Linked DNA regions of Homo sapiens: region 2 is linked to region 1. Evidence: chromatin contacts called from ENCODE Hi-C or POLR2A ChIA-PET data. All regions are on one chromosome and are shown on one strand. Each heading gives the region's core, a stretch centred on a gene start or an enhancer-like site at or near the end of the contact. The rest is flanking DNA. Distances are from core to core; before and after follow the strand shown. Region 1 overlaps MDS2 (myelodysplastic syndrome 2 translocation associated). Region 2 holds the start of CNR2 (cannabinoid receptor 2).

Region 1 (3,582 bases), core at 420-2,919:
TTTCTCCAGGATGCAGAGCGCAGCGTCAGTGCTCAGTGACATGACTGGTACAACCCACTCAAGGGCGAGGCTGCAGCTCCGTCTATCCCCGCTAAGCACCCCTGGTTTCAGCCACACCTCGTGCCCACTCCAGCCAGGCCTCCAGGTTTCACTCACACCCTCTGCCCTCTGACTGGAATGTTCTCTTCCTCCTTGTTTCATGATTTCCTAGGAACTTTGAGACTTCTTGGGTTTTTCCCTAATTGTATTTTGAAAACTTTATCCAGGTATTACTTATAGATCATACAATTCACTCACTTTAAGGGTACAAGTCAATGATTTTCAGTAAGTTTACCAAGTTGTGCTCGAGATTTGATTTTTAAAATCCTGCATCTCAAATTCTACCTCTTTCCTGAGTCTCAGACCATGTGTTCAGCTGCCCCTTGGCTGTTGCCCCTTGGCTGTCCCCTGCCCCGCCAACTCAGTACATCCCCAGCCGGATCCATCACTGTCTTCCCTTCCCTTCTCCTCTCCCATGTCCCTTCTTGGCCAGCAATCCCATCCTTTTTCTCTATGTTCTTAGCACTTTGTTCGAGACCTGGCACATAGTAGGTGCTCAATAAAGGTTTGCTAAGTGGGCTAGGCACATGGCTCACACCTGTAATCTCAACACTTTGGGAGGCTGAGGTGGGCAGATCACTTGAGGTCAGGTGTTCGAGACCAGCCTGGCCAACATGGTGAAAACCCATCTCTATGAAAAAATAACAAAAATTAGCCGGGCATGGTGGCGCGTGCCTGTAATCCCAGCTACTTGGGAGGCTGAGGCAGGAGAATCGCTTGAACCCGGGAGGTGGAGGTTGCAGCGAGCTGAGATGGCGCCACTGCTCTCCAGCCTGGGCCACGGAGCAAGACTCCATCTAAAAAAAAAAAAAAAAAAAAAGTTTGCTGAGTGAATGAATAAAACCAACGTGACCCTTTACCCACATTTGATTGTTCACCCCTCACCTCCCACCACCTAGTCACCTGTTAGATCTACCTTGGAACTGTCTGCCTGGTGTTCACCCTTCCCAGAGCCCTGCTGCCCTGGCCTTGTACTCACCCATGCCCTGCCTCACTGTCTCTCCTCTGTTTTTTTTTCTGTTTTTTTTTTTTTTTTTTACTTCTTCTCTGCCCCATCCCAGAGTGACTTCTCAGAAAAGCACACGTGATCCCACCACCCTCTCCCTAAGAATGTGCTACCCACTCATCTGCAATGATGTCAACACCCCCAAGTCTAACACCAGCAGCCCCCCGGGATTTGGTCCCAGCCCATTTCTTAGGCTCAGACTCAACCCGCTCCTTCCCCTCTCCAACTCTCTCAGGTTCTAATCATCCCAAACCACAAGAGCAGTATGATGCCGTGATTAAAAGGCAGGACGGGGTCAGGCTTCCTGGAGTCCGCATCCCAGTGGCAGCACCTCTCTGAGCCTCAGCTTCCTCATCTGTAAAATGAGAGTGATAATAGCATCGACCTTGTAGAGTTGTTGGGAGGATTAAATGAGGTGATGAAGGTAAAGCACTTAGAAAGGGCTTGGTACACGGTCCATACTCAATGTTAGTTTCGTTTCACTGACAACTCCCAGCTGAATTTCTGCTCGCCAGGGATAGACTGTCTTTCCCCTTTTTCTCCACTAGGGGTGCTGCAACCTATTTCACGATACCGGGGAGATGTGCTCCATCTGGGAGGCCTTCCCCAGGTCAGATTTAGCCAGCCCTTCCTGGGTCACAGAGCTTACCCACTGGGACCTCTCGTGCCACCTCTCCCAGGGCCAATCCAACCCCACGTCTTGCCCCACTTACCTCCCAAGCAGCCCTCAAATTTCTCCCCTTCTCTCAACCCCCTGCTGTCTCCCTGACACAGGCTGCCATCGCGCTCATTACGCACCCACTCTCCCCTTCTCTCCACCCCATTGCTGCCTCCCTGGCACCAGCTGCCATTGTGCCCATGCCTCGCCCACTCTGCCCCTCCAGTGTTCCATCCAGAATGGACAGCTGTCCTCACTGTCCTTCCCTGAAGCCTTCACTGGCTCCTAAGTATGGTCCACTAGAGCCTCAGCTGCATAACGCACCCCTTCCTTTGCCAGCTGGGTTCCAGCCACACTGGCCTCACAAGCACCCTGCCCTCTCCCAGCTCAGGGCCTTGGCACATGCTGTTTCTGCCTCCTGGACCCTCTTTCCCCACCCTATCAGTCCTTATTCAACTCCTTTAGATGCTGACCTCCCCAGAGATGCCATCTCTGACCCTCCCACCACCAAGTACATCAAGGTCCCCCATGATGTCTTCATAGCACTCTGTACTTCCTCTCCTTAACCCTTATCACCGTTTATAATATGCAGTTGAATGGCTATTTGAGGAATATCTGCCTCCCCACTTCCTTTAAAAGCTTCCTGAGAGCAAGGCTGTGGATGTCTTTCATTATGTCCCCAGAGGGTTGGCATATGCCAGAGGAGTGAATGAATAAAAAGGGAATATTTCCTTATGTGTCTTTCTCGCATGTCAGGTCCCCATTCCCAGACTGATCCCCTACCCCACCTTGGCCTGGAACTTCAGTGGGAATCAACAAATGCTGTATGGATGAATGATAACACCCTTTTCCTGGTTTCCTTAAGGTTGATATTTTAACTACTCTTAAAGAAACTGTGATGTGTTGTGATAAAATATTATTATTATTATTTTATTTATTTATTTTTGAGACGGAGTCTTGCTCTGTCACCCAGGCTGGAGTGCAGTGGTGCAATCTTGGCTCACTGCAACCTCCACTTCTCAAGTTGAAGCAATTCTCAGCCTCTCAAGTAGCTGGGACTACAGGCGTGTGCCACCACGCCCGGCTAATTTTTTTTTTTTTTTTTTTTTTGAGACGGAGTCTTGCTCTGTCGCCCAGGCTGGAGTGCAGTGGCTCGATTTTGGCTCATTGCAAGCTCCGCCTCCTGGGATCACGCCATTCTCCTTCCTCAGCCTCTCGAGTAGCTGGGACCACTGGCGCCTGCCACCACGCCTGGCTAATTTTTTGTATTTTTAGTAGAGATGAGGTTTCACTCTGTTAGCCAGGATGGTCTCGATCTCCTGACCTCGTAATCTGCCTGCCTCGGCCTCTCAAAGTGCTGGGATTACAGGCGTGAGCCACCGCGCCTGGCTGATAAAATATTATTAATAATAATATCTACATGGGCATTGGAGCTGGCTGTCACTACCCGCTTATTCTCCCAGGAAGGCATATTCTTTGATCACGAATATCTCTGCAGGCCTCTGTAATTAACTTTCTCAGCCCTGATTGACCCTAGGGGATTGGCAAGACAGTGTCACTATTTTCCTGCTTTTACAGAAGAGAAAAATAGAGGTTTAGGAAAATTAAGGGGCATGCCCACGGGTGGCTGAGCTGGCCTTCTGTGTCCCAGCCCTGTCAGTTACCACTCCATACCTCCCAAAGCCTAGATTTTAAGCCACGCCACTGTACCCAGGGCCTAGTGCAGTGACTGGTGAGAAGGAGAATGGTTAGTAATGGTTGTTGAATGAATACATGAGTGAATGAATGCCTTCTGGAAAGTCTTTTCAGGAGAGGGCCT
Region 2 (3,582 bases), core at 716-3,215, 280 kb before region 1:
TGCTGGGATAACAGGCGTGAGCCACCACGCTAGGCTGAGCATTCTAATCGCACATAAGCAACAAGTAATTTTTAGTGCCTGAATGTCTCAACTATTGTTGCATTACCTCACATACTTATTTTTGTGGTGAGAACACTTAAAATCTACTCTCCATCATCTTCAAGAATATAATTCATTGGGCCAGGTGGGGTGGCTCATGCCTGTAACATTTTTTACTTGAAGAATCTTGCAACTCTACCTCAGGGGCAAAATCTTTCTTCATTGGCCCAGATCAGGGTCTGGGGTGTGGGGAGCAGTTAGTGAGAGGATCTGATGAGATAATCATAGGCCATGAGTTTACAAGGGCAAAAACTTTGCCATAATCATCTCTGTATCCTTAGAATATAATGGCGTCTCATTAAATATTTTATCTGAGAGTGGGTGTGAGGACACTTGGAACTATATCAGATACCATACCTGAGTACATCCAGCCCAGGACTGGACATTAGGGACATACTCCCTAATAAATATAAACTGAAGATAATGTTTAGTTTGACTCACATAGCATTTTTTAAAGGTGTGACTTTGGGCTTTACATTCTAAAATTGGCAACTGGCTGAGCATGGTGGCTCATGCCTGTAATCCCAACACTTTTGGAGACTGAGGCGGGAGGATTTGCTTGAGCCCAGGAGTTCAAAACCAAGCTAGGCAACATAGTGAGACCCCCATCTATACAAAAAAATTAAAAAAAAAAAATAGCCAGGTGTGGTGGCACATGCCTGTTCTGCCGGCTACCTGGAAGGCTGAGATGGGAGGATCACTGGAACCCAGGAATTTGAGGCTGCAGTGAACTATGATCGTGCCGCTGTACTCCAGCCTGGGCAACAGAGCGAGACCCTGCCTCAAAAAATTAAAATAAAATAAAATAAAGTAAAATAAAATAAACAGGAAGTGGCTGGGCGTGGTGACTCACCCTGTAATCCTAGCACTTTAGGAGGCCAAGGTGGGTGGATCACTTGAGGTCAGGAGTTCAAGACCAGCATGGTCAACATGGCAAAACCCTGTCTCTACTAAAACTACAAATTAGCTGGAGGTGGTTGTGTGCACCTGTAGTCCCAGCTACTCAGGAGGCTGAGGCAGGAGAGTTGCTTGAACCCAGGAGGCAGAGGTTGCAGTGAACCGAGATTGCGCCATTGCACTCCAGCCTGGGCAATAGAGCGAGACTTGGTCTCAAAACAAAAACAAACAAACAAAAAACAAAACACACACACACACACACACACAGGAAGCTATCACATAAGTCAAGATTTCTGGTATCTCTTGAAAAATACAGCACAACTTCCAAATGCTTGGAATATCTGACAATTTGCCTATACTCCCAAGCAGAAAAGCTTGGCTGGAACTAAGAGGTACCTGCCCCTCTCTACTGGCCCAGATCAGGGTCTGGGGTGTGGGGCAGATACCTCTCAGCTGGGCCAGTAGAGAGGGTCAGGTACCTCTCAGCTCCAGCCAAGCTTTTCCACTTGGGTCCTGTGTTCCCCCTATTACCCACAGTCCCTACCACTCCCTATTGCCCCACACCAGGATCCATCACCCATTATGTTAATCTGCCTGTAGGCATTTGCATTTCAAAGCTCTGGCCTAGTGGTGAAGAGGCATTGGAATGGCATGTCCTTTTAGGTGATCTACTGTAATGTTGGTGCATTATCCCCATTTTACAGATAAAGAAACTTGCCTTTGGGGAAGTTAAGTGAATCAACATTTTAACGAGGCTGTATTAGAACCCAAGTCCCTTGACTCCAGGGTCTAGGCCCATGCCCCACCCTGGCCAGAGTTCGTTGTAAGAGATAACTCAACCGCAGGGGCAAGAGCATTGTGGCACCAGGGACCTGGAGGGGAAGTGGTAACAGGCACGGAAGGCCAGACCTCCTCACACTCACTCATCTGTGAGAAAGTACAAAAGCAAGAGAAAGCTGGCTTGGGGTGGCACTCAACAGGTGCTCTGAGTGGCACCCACGGCCAGGTCCTGGGAGAGGACAGAAAACAACTGGGACTCCTCAGCCCCCGGCAGCTCCCAGTGCCCAGCCACCCACAACACAACCGTGAGTAGCTTTTTTTGTTGTTTATTTTAGGCTTCTTCCTCATTCCCCAACACCTGTATTCTTTTTTGTTTGTTTGTTTGTTTTTGAGACGGAGTTTTGCTCTGTTGACCAGGCTAAAGTACAGTGGCACAATCTCGGCTCAGTGCAGCCTCACAGGTTCAAGCGATTCTCCTGCCTCAGCCTCCCGTGTAGTTGGGATTACAGGTGTGCACTACTGCGTCTGGCTAATTTTTGTATTTTTAGTAGAGACAGGGTTTCACCATGTTGGCCAGGCTGGTCTCGAACTCCCGACTTCAGGTGATCTGCCCACCTTGGCCTCCCAAAGTGCTGGGATTACAGGCATGAGCCACTGCACCTGGCCAAAACCTGTATTCTTACCTTATCCCTTCCCTCCAGGGACACAAGAAGCCAGGTGGGCCTGTCTGGGGCAGGGGATAGATGTCATTTCAGGACACCTGGGGTTGTGGAGGACCAGTCGCAGGAAAGTTCAGGGCTGGCATCCCCCTCCTAGGACCAAGAATCAGGACTTTGGCTTTCATTTCATTACAGAGACAAGAATCACACACACAGAGATGGCCTTACTGTGTGCCAGGCGCTGCCCTAAGAGCCTTTAGTGGTTGGATTTATTTAATCCTCACAACAGCCGTATGCAGTAGGAGCTATCACTGTTGTCCACTTGATAGGTGGGGGCTAGGTGACCCACCTGAAATCATGCGGGCATTGAATGAGAGCATTGGCTTGAGCCTAGGCACTCCGGCTTCGCGGCCCACCCTTCAGCCACCAGGCTATCCTGCCTTACGAGGTGTGGACTGCAACAGTAGATGGGGGCCAGGAAATGACAGGGGCTGGCAGAGGCCTTTGAGATGACCAGGTGAGTCCTGCGCTCTCATTTTATAGATGGGGAGACCACAAGGTAGTGTTAGGGGCACACTGGACTCAGGAGGCCAGGGGTCTGCTTTGGTGTAAGTTCCACTCAGCGGAGGGAAGAGCAGTATTTTCCAGTGTGCCCTGGGGTCAGCGTCCAGGTCTGAATCCCAGCTCTGCCACTGGTAGCTCGATGGCCTAATGCAAATCACTCCATTTCTTTCCTGCTCAGCTTCCTCTTCTGAGAAACATGGGCCTGAGAAGGTCACTCACAGGCTTGTTGCGAGTCAACTGTCTGATGCGGGCACAGGGCGGGCAGCAGCACAGGGCTCGGGAATGGCTGTGGTGGAGAGTTTGATCTTCACCCCATCTGCTCTTGCTGTGGATCTGAGATGAGGATAAAATGAGGCCTGGCTGCTTTTCCCTGGAATGAGTGGCAAGTAGACACGTTGGCAGCATGAAAACCAGGATGGAGGCTGGGGAGAAGTTCAGGGAGAGCTCAGGAGGTGGAGTCCCAATAATCCTGGCCCCAGCTCTGTAACCACCTTGTGGCTTACCAGAGTGACCCCCTAACCTGCGCTGGGCAGGTGAAGCATATCCTTTACCCTTTGGCCGGCTAAGGCCAGGATAAGGCAGT

The links. A loop is a pair of places that touch in the nucleus more often than their neighbours do. ChIA-PET counts read pairs that join two places held with the same protein, here RNA polymerase II (POLR2A). Pooled maps may share reads with other maps.
Region 2: a map of MCF 10A shows a loop between it and region 1 (9-fold over the local background). The contact joins the promoter of CNR2 here to the enhancer-like site in region 1. A Hi-C loop is called at or near these places in 4 of 168 maps with a recorded cell type or tissue (MCF 10A, PC-9, mammary epithelial cell and 1 more) and 12 of 50 pooled maps. POLR2A ChIA-PET finds 5 or more read pairs at or near these places in 2 of 52 experiments (GM12878 and OCI-LY7).

Annotation. Positions count from the first base shown.
Region 1 is chr1:23,633,203-23,636,784 of GRCh38, reverse strand. The region is part of intron 4 of MDS2 (myelodysplastic syndrome 2 translocation associated); the gene reads right to left. Among named protein-coding and RNA genes, the nearest start is that of MDS2, 7.7 kb to the right of the region's middle. Within about 2 kb of position 1,669, at least 22 of the 41 ENCODE cell types and tissues checked have a DNase peak (open chromatin) inside an H3K27ac peak, as active enhancers do; they include GM12878 and OCI-LY7, where a contact is called at or near this core.
Region 2 is chr1:23,911,745-23,915,326 of GRCh38, reverse strand. It overlaps CNR2 (cannabinoid receptor 2), which reads left to right and starts at 1,965. Exons shown (of 2, transcript NM_001841.3): 1 at 1,965-2,081. RefSeq lists enhancers at 1,639-2,153, 2,927-3,096.